Regions from separate parts of the Homo sapiens genome. Here region 1 is linked to region 2. A link is a loop called in an ENCODE intact Hi-C map of the cell type or tissue named here. Cell type or tissue: uterus. All regions are shown on one strand. Links, peaks and the distances in the headings refer to the core of each region. The heading gives the core; the rest is flanking DNA.

The links. Peaks named below come from ENCODE experiments on the same cell type or tissue, not always from the same donor. Only the 100,000 strongest peaks of a DNase experiment are listed, where the experiment ranks them.
Region 1: it touches region 2 in a loop (3-fold over the local background); 4 of 110 quality-filtered maps call a loop at or near these places.

What each region holds. Positions count from the first base shown.
Region 1 is chr10:103,683,469-103,688,838 of GRCh38, reverse strand. The region is part of intron 6 of SH3PXD2A (SH3 and PX domains 2A); the gene reads left to right. Among named protein-coding and RNA genes, the nearest start is that of SH3PXD2A-AS1, 61 kb to the left of the region's middle. RefSeq lists enhancers at 2,169-2,218, 4,849-4,918. In uterus, for the core only: a CTCF peak has its summit at 2,482 (motif pointing right); a DNase peak (open chromatin) is centred at 2,498; H3K27ac peaks cover 3,705 bases.
Region 2 is chr10:103,483,229-103,488,598 of GRCh38, reverse strand. The region is part of intron 3 of NEURL1-AS1 (NEURL1 antisense RNA 1); the gene reads left to right. Among named protein-coding and RNA genes, the nearest start is that of CALHM3, 6.7 kb to the right of the region's middle. In uterus, for the core only: a CTCF peak has its summit at 2,742 (motif pointing right); DNase peaks (open chromatin) are centred at 1,308 and 2,558; H3K27ac peaks cover 3,559 bases.

The DNA.
Region 1 (5,370 bases), core at 138-5,137, 200 kb before region 2:
AGAAAGAAAGAAAATAACATACTTTCCTGCTTAAATTCCCCCAGGGACTCCATCCCACCCAGAACTAATTCCCTACCCTGGCTCACAGAGCTTGTGTGACTTGGCCCCTGGCTGCCTTCCTGACCTGGGCTTTACCCCTCTTGTCCCCGCCCATCACACTGCTCAGCCACACCAGTCACCTTCTGCTCCTTAAACGCATCAAACACATTCTTCTACGTGGCCTTTGTACTTGCTCTTCCCTCTTGCCTGTAATGTTCTTCCCTGATCTTTCACATGGCTGGCTCCTTAAGATTTCTGCTTAAAACTGTCACCTTCTTAGCGAAGCTGCCTGATCCTGCACTGTCCAGCCTCCCCCGCAGATTACTCCTCTTCTTCCCTCCTCATCGCTTCCCACACTCTAGTGATCCTGTGTGTTTGCTTGCTTCTTCTCTGTCTCCCACCACCTCAAGAGCAAAGACCTTGGCTGCAGGGCTTGCACCAGCCCCAGGGTCCACTGGTACTTTTTGAATGGGTGGGTGGATGGAAGAAAGCATGCATGAATGAGTGAACCTTGTGCAGGCTCAGGAAAGAAAGGTCATTGTGGCTTTAAATTGGGGATCATTGCCTGGAAAGAGGAGACATTTTTCTGGTTTGGGAGCAGAGAGCGGGAGGCTTTGGTAATCCAGAGAGAGCACATGCACAAAGGTAGAGGGATAGGACTAAGTGTGGCTTGTTGGGAGACTGACCTAACTGAGCATCAACTATGCCAAGCACTGCGCAAGGTGTCGAGGCTATAGGAACGTGCCTTTCTACCCTAGAGAAGTTTGCAGTCTGCTGTGGGTGATGAGCTATATAGAAGAATGTACTATTAGATGGAGGGAAGTGAGGGAGCAACATGGTTACCTGAGGAAGAGCAGTCCAGGCCAAGGGCACAGCAAGTGCAAAGGCCCTGGGGTGACGGTGTGTGCTGGCTGCTCATGATGCAGTAGGGAGGCCTGTGGCTGGGATGAAGAATAGTGGAGGGTAAAGTGGAAAGAGGTGAGAGCAGAGATGTAGCTGGCAGTGGGGAGGGAATAGGGTGAAGCAGCACCATGTAGGGCCTTGCAGGACATTCTAAGGATTTTGACTTTCATCGAGTGAGATGAAGATTCACTGAGGGGTTCTAAGTAGAGGCAGGGACATGATCTGGCTTCAATCATAGAATGATGGGGATTGACTAGGCAGGATGGGTTATGATGTGCAAGGTCGCAGGGGGCTGCTAGCCAGGTGAGATAGGATGTGGGCTCTGGCAGCAGTGGAGGGGGCAAGGCACTGCGGGTGTTGGACAGACTCTGATGATTGGATGTGGGCCTCAAGGGAGAGTTTGTGTGGGAGCTGGGAAACAACTGCATCAGGTTGCCTGGGGTCCCACTCTTAGGCCGACAACTTGCCAGTCATGTGACTTGGGCAAATCCCTTCGCCTCTGAGAACAGATTATCTCACCTGTTCTGTTGTATCAGCCAGGGTTCAACTAAAGGAACAGAACGAGTGGGAGGTATATATTAAGCGATGTAGTGTAAGGAACTAGCTTACACAATTGTGGGGGCTGGCTAGGTAAGTCTGAAATCCTATGGCAGGTCATGAAAGGGGGCAGGCTGGACCCCCAGGCCCAGGCTGGAGCTGCTGTCCGCAGATGAAATGTCTTCAGGGAAACCTTCACTCTGCTGAAGGCCTTTCAGCTACTGACTCAGGCCCACCCAGAGTGTTTTAGATAATTTCCCTTACTTAAAGTCATCCGGTCATGGTCTTTAATAACTATAAAAATACATTCCCAACCAGGCGCAGTGGCTCATGCCTGTAATCCCAGCACTTTGGGAGACCGAGGCAGGTGGATCACCTGAGGTCAGGAGTTTGAGACCAGCCTGGCCAACATGGCAAAACCCCGTCTCTACTAAAAATACAAAAAATTAGCTGGACGTGGTGGCGGGTGCTTGTAATCCCAGCTACTGAGGAGGCTGAGGCAGGGAGAATCTTGAACCCAGGAGGTGGAGGTTGCAGTGAGCCGAGATCATGCCATTGCACTCCAGCTTGGGCAACAGAGCGAGGCTCTGTCTCAAAAAAAAAAAAAAAAAAAATTCCCCAGCAACACCTAAATTAGTGTGTGATTGCATAACTGGGGACAGTAGCTTAGCCAGGTTGATGTGTACCACCTGACCATCATACCTGTCAAATGGGGTTGTTATAGTAGCAGCGACCTGGCTTGCCCCAAAGTGCACAGGGTTCAAGGAGGTGATGCCCTTTGAGGGGTTTTGTGCTGTGCCTGGCAGTAGGAAGGGCCTGTTGTTGTTAGCTGTTGTTGCTTCCCCAAGGTGGGCACTGCTCCAGGAGCCCCAGTGGGGCTGGAGCAGACTCCCCAGAGCAAGGGGTTCTCTTGAGACCTGCAAAGATCTCATGCCTCTCACCCAGTTCTCTAAAAAGCTGCATTTCGCCAGGGCACCTAGCCGGGAAGTTCTGAGATGCGCCACTAGGGGGCACAGGTGGCCACGGAGCCTCGGGATTGTCAGGGCCCTGGGGCTGTTGTCAGGAGAGCCTGAGGGTTCATCCAACCCAGGAGTCCTGTGGAAGCTCCAGCTCGTTTACATGCAGATGAGGTTGCTCAAGAGTGTTGTTACAAGCTTGTTCTCTTAGGCAAGTGTTGATGTTCCTCATGAAATCCTGTTTACTTTATTCTTCTCCTTGGAAAAGTGGTGAGCTCAGCCCCACTTCTATCTCAGTGATCATAAAACTGTATTATTAGCTGAGTTCATGAGATCAGCATTAATGTAGTTTCACTGCAGAGAAGCAGTGTTGCCTGGGGTTGACAGTTTAGGTTTTGGCAACAGGAAGACAGGGTTTGAACCCCAGCTCTGCCATTTGTTATTGCCGTTTTAATTATTGATAGATTAAGAAAGAAGGGGAGAAGTTGGTCTTTGAGTTGAGACATTTATTTCCATTCTGTGAGACCCAGGAGGGGACGACAGGGCGTAGACTCAGCCATTGCTGAGTATTCCGTTGAGTTAAAAACGTGGACTCTGGAGCCAGAATGCTTAGTTTCATGTCCCGGCTCTGCCTGCTGTGTGATCTTGGGCAAGTCCTTCTCTATGGCTCATTTCTTCACCTGTAAAATAGGGATAATCAGGTTTTTTTCATGGGGTTGAGGATTGAGTGAAAGTTCCTGAAGTGATAACTCCAGCACCGTGCCTGGCCTAGAGGAAGCACTAAGGGTGAAGCAGCTTTTACTATGAATAGGAGGCAGCACCGGAGGGGTTCGTCTCAAACAGGAGAGAGCGCTGGTTTCAGCTTTTGCCCTTTCTCCGGAGTGACTCCTCAATCAGACAGGGGGAAGGTGGGGTGTCCACTATCTCATCATTGCCAGGAGCCTCCCTGCAACAACCAGGGTAGGTGGTCTTGTCCCATTTTATAGACCAGGAAAGGGAAGTTAAGGAACTTGCCCCAGGTCAGCCAGACACAGGATTCTCTTTTTTTTTTTTTTTTTTTTTTTTTGAGACAGAGTTTTGCTGTTTGCCTGGGCTGGAGTGCAGTGGCACAATCTCAGCTCACTGCAACCTCCACCTCCTGGGTTCAAGTGATTCTCCTGCCTCAGCCTCCCAAGTAGATGGAATTATAGGCGTCCGCCACCATGCCCAGCTAATTTTTTGTATTTTTAGTAGAGATGGGATTTCACCATGTTGGCTAGGCTGGTCTTGAACTCCTGACCCCAGGTGATCCACCCACCTTGGCCTCCCAAAGTGCTGGGATTACAGGTGTGAACCACCATGACTGGCCTTTTTTTTGTTTTTGTTTTTGTTTTTGCTTTTTTGAGACAGGGCCCCAGGCTCTGTCGTTCAGACTGGAGTGTGGTGGCACAACCACAGCTCACTGCAGACTTGACCTCCTGGCTTCAAGCAATCCTCTCACCTCAGCCTTCTGAGTAGTTGGGACTACAGACATGCACCACCACGTCCAGTTAGTTTTTGTAGAGACAGGGTCTCGCTATGTTGCCCAGGGTGGTCTTGAACTCCTAGGATCAAGTGACTATCCTGCCTCGGCCTCCCAAAGTGCTGGGATTACAGGTGTGAACCGCAGCACACAGCCTAATTTTCCTTTTTATGAGTTTGGTTTTTAATAAAGTGAATTTGCTTAGAGCAAGACCCGCCCATAAGTTCTGGCCACTATTAAGGGTTAGTCTATGGCCGGGCGTGGTGGCTCGCTCCTGTAATCCTAGCACTTTGGAAGACCGAGGCAGTTGGATCTCCTGAGATCAGGAGTTCAAGACCGACATGATGAAACCTCGTCTCTACTAAAAATACGAAAAATTAGCCGGATGTGGTGGCCCGCACCTGTAATCCCAGCTACTCGGGAGGCTGAGGCAGGAGAATCACTTGAACCCAGGGGGCGGAGTTTGCAGTGAGCCAAGATGGTGCCACTGCACTCCAGCCTGGGTGACAGAGTGAGATTCCGTCTCAAAAAAAAAAAGGGTTAGTCTACCTGAAAAAGTTCCTCTATTCTCCTCCTTTTATAGAGGAAGCTTTTAAGAGAGGGATGGCCACTTGCCCAGGGTATGGGGTGGGCAGAACCTGGTCTTCTGCTGGTCAGCACTCCCACCAAGCCCTGGAACCAGGTGGAAGTGTGAGGAGGGCTGTCAGGTGGAAGTGTGAGGAGGGCTGTCCTGAAGCACAGGAAGCCGGTCTGTGAGGTCTCTGGTACCTCCCTTCCCCGCAAGGTAAATACCTCAGCAGGGCACTAGCAGAGCTGGGCTCTCTGGCCCTCCCTGGGCCTGCCCTGCCCAACCAGCAGCAGAGGGAGATGGAGGGAGACGAGGCAGTGGCAGCAGGCCTCCTCCCTCCAGAGCGCAGGCTTTGTGAGGCTTTCACTTCTCTTAATAGTTTGTTGGCTCCTGGCCCCATGGAGTGCACAGCTCAACTGAGAAGGTGGGACCTTTTCAGGGATTCATTAATACTAGGCAGGATGGCTTGGGATCTGCAAGGTGGAAGGAGGGGTGGCTGGCCATTGTGGGAGAGGCTGGAGATGGCCCTGAAGGACAGAGGAGATTGTGATGGGCTGAAGGGTGTGGGTAGGGCACCCTGCAGGAGGGACAGCCAGGCATGAGTAAGGATGTGGAGCTGGAATGAGTTTTTGCTTTTTTGTTGTTGTTGTGGGTTTTTCTGGTGTTAATTTTTAACATGGGGTCTTACTTAATGGCCCAGGCTGGAGTGCAGTGGTGCGATCAGGGCTCACTGTGGCCTTAAATTCCTGGGCTCAAGCGATCTTCCCACCTCATCCTCCCAAGTAGGTGGAACCACTGGTGTGCCACCATGCCTGGCTTATTTATTTATGTAGGAGACAGTCTTGCTCTGTCACCCAGGCTAGAGT
Region 2 (5,370 bases), core at 56-5,055:
TTTGGGATTCAGCTTCACTCATTGCCCAGTGACCATTTATTGAGCACTACCTGTATCCCTGGCGCTGATGAGATGCAGTTTCCTTGCTAGCACCATGGGGCAGCCTGTCCTCTGCTTTTTGTGCACTCCAGTCCCAGTTCCCCACCTCCCAGGCCCAGGTTCAGAGCTGAACATACAGCAGGTCTGACCGCATAGCTGGGCTGGGCACGTTGCTCTGAGCTCCAAACTTTTTTGATCACGCACCCCTAGCAGTAATAAATTTTTAAAGTGTGTACACCAATATATGTATATTTCTTTATTTATAATTTCTAAAAATGCACTACTGTATTCATATTATGTATATTATGAAACATAGACTAATGATATTGAAAAAGGGATCATCTTGCCCTCCTCCTGGGGTGCACACACACTCTAGACTAATAATTCTCAAACTTAAACGTGCATCAGAATCATCTATGAGGCCTTGGGGAGAGGGGGAGAAAGTTACTAAAATGCAGACTCCCAGACCTCACCCCTTGAGACTTAGATTGAGCAGAGTATGATACAGGTCATTTATTGATTACACATTGGGAAACTGCTCCACATGGTCACATGTTCTAGTTGTGAAGACGGTGTTTAAAGAAGGCCTACAGGCTTTCTCGGGGGAAAGCTGGACACCCCATGGGGACCAGGCCAGTGCTGGCTGCCACACAAGCAGGGCTAACTTATTGGAAGAGGTGACTGTGCAAGGAGGTAGCAGGGGTGAATCCCAGCCCCTTCCTCTGCCCCACAGACAAACTTGCCCTCTGGGAGGTGGCCCCTGAATCCAGGATCAGTTGTGAGGTCTTCATAGACCCCCAAACTCTTATTTTGGAGCCCAACCCTGTCAGGCCAAATGTACTAAAATATACCGCATTCCACATTAAACATCATTTTCTTGCAGTAAACATTTTGAAAGGATTTTTACAAATTTGGCTTTTGGAATCACTGGATGACAAGGGACTCACTGAATTTACAACTGGTTTTATTTCTAAGCAATCATGCGTGTGCTGGATGCCTTGCCAAGTGAGAAAAAAACTATGTTTGTCTTCAAATATAATGAAATGTTTATGAGTACTACATTTAGCAATCAATGACATTGATACAACAAAGGCATTTAAGTGAACATTTATTAATTTTGGTTTGAAGTTTTCCTTTCATAACTTGAGGACAGTAATGTTTTTTTCTGGTCTCAAGCAGATGCTTTAAAAGTTCATAGGCTTAAGTACCCATAGCACCCATGGAAAAAATCCAGACCTGAGGCCAAGCACTCCCAAGACTGTATCTGAAAGGACGGAAGGAGGTTCCTCCATGAAGCAGAAAGGAAAATGCCCAGTGTTGGCCGGTCACAGTGACTCACGCCTGTAATTCCAGCACTTTGGGAGGCCGAGGTGGGCCGATCACCTGAGGTCAGGAGTTTGAGACCAGCCTGGCCAACATGGCGAAACCCCATCTCTACTAAAAATATGAAAAATTAGCCAGGCATGGTGGCTCATGCCTGTAGTCCCAGCTACTTGGGAGGCTGAGGCAAGAGAATCACTTGAACCCTGGAGGTGGAGGTTGCAGTGAGCTGAGACCCCACCACTGCACTCCAGACTGGGCAACACAGCAAGACCCCATCTCAAAAAAAAAAAGGAAAAAAAAGAAAATGCCCAATGTCGGAAAGAGGACAGTGTGTCTCCATCTGAGACAGTTGTGTACTGACTTCAAAGTCCAGCATCAGTTGATCTATCCCAGGGCCACTTGCTCAGATAACTGTGACAGGTGACATTTATGAAGCACTTACTCATGTGTCCCAGGCCTTGGTCTAAGCACTTCAGATGCATTAGTTCATTTAAGTCTGGAAACAACCCTGTGAGATAGGTACTATTTTTGTTCTTGTTATTATTACTATTATTATTCCTATTTTACAAATAAAAATCCCGAGGCTTCAGGAGGCTAAGTCACTTGCCTAGGAGCTGATGGGGGAGGCGTGGAGGCACAGCCCTAGGACAGCCTGAGTCCTGATTCCCATGATACTGTGCCTGCACCAGGGTGGAATTCCTTCACGTCCCTAGCCTGAGGGAGACACCTGTGGCAAAGGAGGCCTCCTCACTGAGCTCCTGAACCAGCCCCCTCCTGCTTGAGGACACCTAAGATGCCTGGTGGCTTCAGCTCAGCTTTCTGGAAGTTAGCCAGGGAGCACACAGCTACTGATGAACACAAAACAGAGTAAAAAGACAATAAAATCAAAGAAAGATGCTCGAAATGGCTGCAGTACCCCCAGCATCCTCTTTTCTCTCACAGATGTTTTAAGTGGCCTTTACTTGGCAGGATGGCCCTTCCAAGAACGTTACAAAGACCAGAGAATCATAAAAGAAAAGTATGATAAATATGACCACATAAAAGTGTAACACTCCTTCATGGCCAAAGTTGAAAGACAAATAGGAGTCAGGAGGCATCTCTCCAAGAAGCCAGCAGCCTTAAATCACACCAAATGCCTTTAGCGTGAGACCCAGGACAGGGAGCAGACTTTTCTCCAATTGCTGCTGGCAGTGTGACATCTCCCTTTCACGCACCCTTCCCCAGAGCAGTCCCAGAGCACACCCAAGGGCAGCTCTCTTCCCAGGGACGATAGCTGGGGGAAGTTTTTCTCATAGCCAAAAGAGCAGACCTGCTGTGTGTCCCGCCTCTCCCTTCCTCTCACCCCAGTTCCTCCCTCCAGCCACCACTAGGTGACACTACAACTCCATTGGAATCCCCTTTGTCTCTGACAAACGTTTTTGGGGAGCCCTCAAGCCATTCAAAACACCTTAAAAATGTTTACCAGAGCCAGGCGCGGTAGCTCACACCTGTAATCCCAGCACTTTGGGAGGCCGAGGCGGGTGGATCACCTGAGGTTGGGAGTTCGAGACCAGCCTGACCAACATGGAGATACGCCGTCTCTACTAAAAATACAAAATTAGTGGGGCGTGGTGGCGCATGCCACTGAGTAGCTGGGTGGTGCATCCCAGCTACTCGGGAGGCTGAAGCAAGAAAATCGCTTGAACCCAGGAGGTAGAGGTTGCAGTGAGCCGAGATTGCGCTATTGCACTCCAGCCTGGGCAACAAGAGTGAAACTCCGTCTAAAAAAAAAAAAAAAGTTTATGAGGCCAGGTGCGGTGGCTCATGCCTGTAATCTCAGAACTTTGGGAGGCTGAGGTGGGCGGATCGCTTGAGCCCAAGAGTTCAAGACCAGCCTGGGCAACATAGTGAGAACTCATTTCTACCAAAGAAACAAAAATTAGCCAGGTGTGATGGTGTGCACCTGTAGACCCACCTACTCAGGAGGCTGAGGTAGGAGGATCACCTGAGCCTGGGGAGGTTGAGACTGCAACGAGCAGTGATCACGCCACTGCACTCCAGCCTAGGCGAGGGAGACCCTGTCTCAAAACAAAAATATATAAATAAATAAATGTTTACGGATTGCTCTTTTCCTCTTTCAAAATGAAAAGAGTTTTGCTGGGAAAACATATACCCTTCTAGTTTCCATTGGCTACTTCATGGTAAAGAAAATATACCGTTGAGGAAACTGGCCCCCTCTTCAATCACTGAGATGTTCCCCTCTGAGTATGTGCCCTTCACTGAGGCCACGTTTTACCTTTCATCCTGAGATGGGGTCTCCGGCAGCAGAGGAGCTCTCCCTGTCATGGTGACCGTAGGACAGAAGGCCAAAGCTCCCTGCAGAGACTCTCTCCCAGGACTGAGGCCGAGGCTCCCCAAACTTCAGCTGAGTCACAGTCCTCCAGAGCACCGCTACTCACACCGGGATGCCCCTCTGGCTGTGTCCAGTTACCCAGTATGGGCATCTGCGTAAGCCCAGCCCCTGGCACTCCGCAGATGCCCAGGGAACGTCTGTCACTACATGGCCAGAGCTTGAGGGTGTGTAGTCAACAACAGAGGTGCTTCCTAGCCTGGCCCTCTGTGCACCCGATCACCCCCAGAGCTGAAACTCTATCCAGGTGCCCTCTTCCCCCAAAGCAGCCTGCCTGTCTTTGCCCCCAGGTCTCTGCATTTGGCCCAACATGTAGTGTCACATGCGATGGTCGCAGGATCTCCTAGCCAGAGCACCAGCCCCGCTTTTCAGGGTCTGGAAACGTCATTTCCGTTTGGGCAGAAAATCTACCTTTATAGTTTCTTAGTCATGTAAGAGGGAAGAGAAAATAATATTCTAAAATTCAGGCTTATTTATCTCTTCTTAGAAAAACAGGAGTTAAAAATATATTATGGTCGGGCACCGTGGCTCATGCCTGCAATTCCAACACTTTGGGAGGCCGAGGAAGGAGAATCACTTGAACCCAGGAGGCTGAGGCTGCAGTGAGCCATGATCGTGCCACTGCATCCAGCCTGGGCAACAGAGTGAGACCCTGTTTCAAAAAGAAAAAAAGTATTATCAACCAGGGAAACAGTTCCATGTTCTGTTCCTCAGTCAGAAACAATGTTAAGATTTAAACCTGATTATTTTGTTTTATGTCAATAATAATACTTTAATATTATTATTATTACTATTTGAGATGGAGTCTCGCTCTGTTGCACCCAGGCTGGAGTGCAGTGGTGGGATCTCCGCTCACTGCAACCTCCGCCTCCCGGGTTCAAGTGATTCTCTTGTCTCAGCCTCCTGAGTAGCTGGGATTATAGGCACACACCACCATGCCCAGCTAATTTTTTTTTTTTTTTTTTTTTTTGAGACGGAGTCTCGCTCTGTCGCCGAGGCTGGAGTGCACTGGCGCGATCTCGGCTCACTGCAAGCTCCGCCTCCTGGGTTCACGTCATTCTCCTGCCTCAGCCTCCCGAGTAGCTGGGACTACAGGCGCCCGCCACCACACCCAGCTAATTTTTTGTATTGTTTAGCAGAGACAGGGTTTCACCATGTTAGCCAGGATGGTCTCGATCTCCTGACCTCGTGATCCACCCGCCTTGGCCTCCCAAAGTGCTGGGATTACAGGCGTGAGCCACCGCGCCCAGCCAATTTTTTTGTATTTTTAGTAGAGACAGGGTTTCACCATGTTGGCTAGGTTGGTCTCGAACTCCCGACCTCAGGTGATCCGCCCGCCTTGGCATCCTAAAACGCTGGGATTACAGGCATGAGCCACCACATCTGGCCTGCTTCATTCTTTTAATGACTGCATGGATCCCATTTTATGGCTGTGTCATATTTTATTTAAACAGTCCCCTGTTGATGAAATTTAGATTGCTTCCAGTTTGATTGTCATTAAAAGAGCTATAATGAACATTCTTGTTTGTTTATCATGGCTCCTTCTGCAAAGCTACCCATGGGATGAATACAGACTTTGTAATTACTAAGTCAAAGGGCATGTGTATTTAAATTTTTGC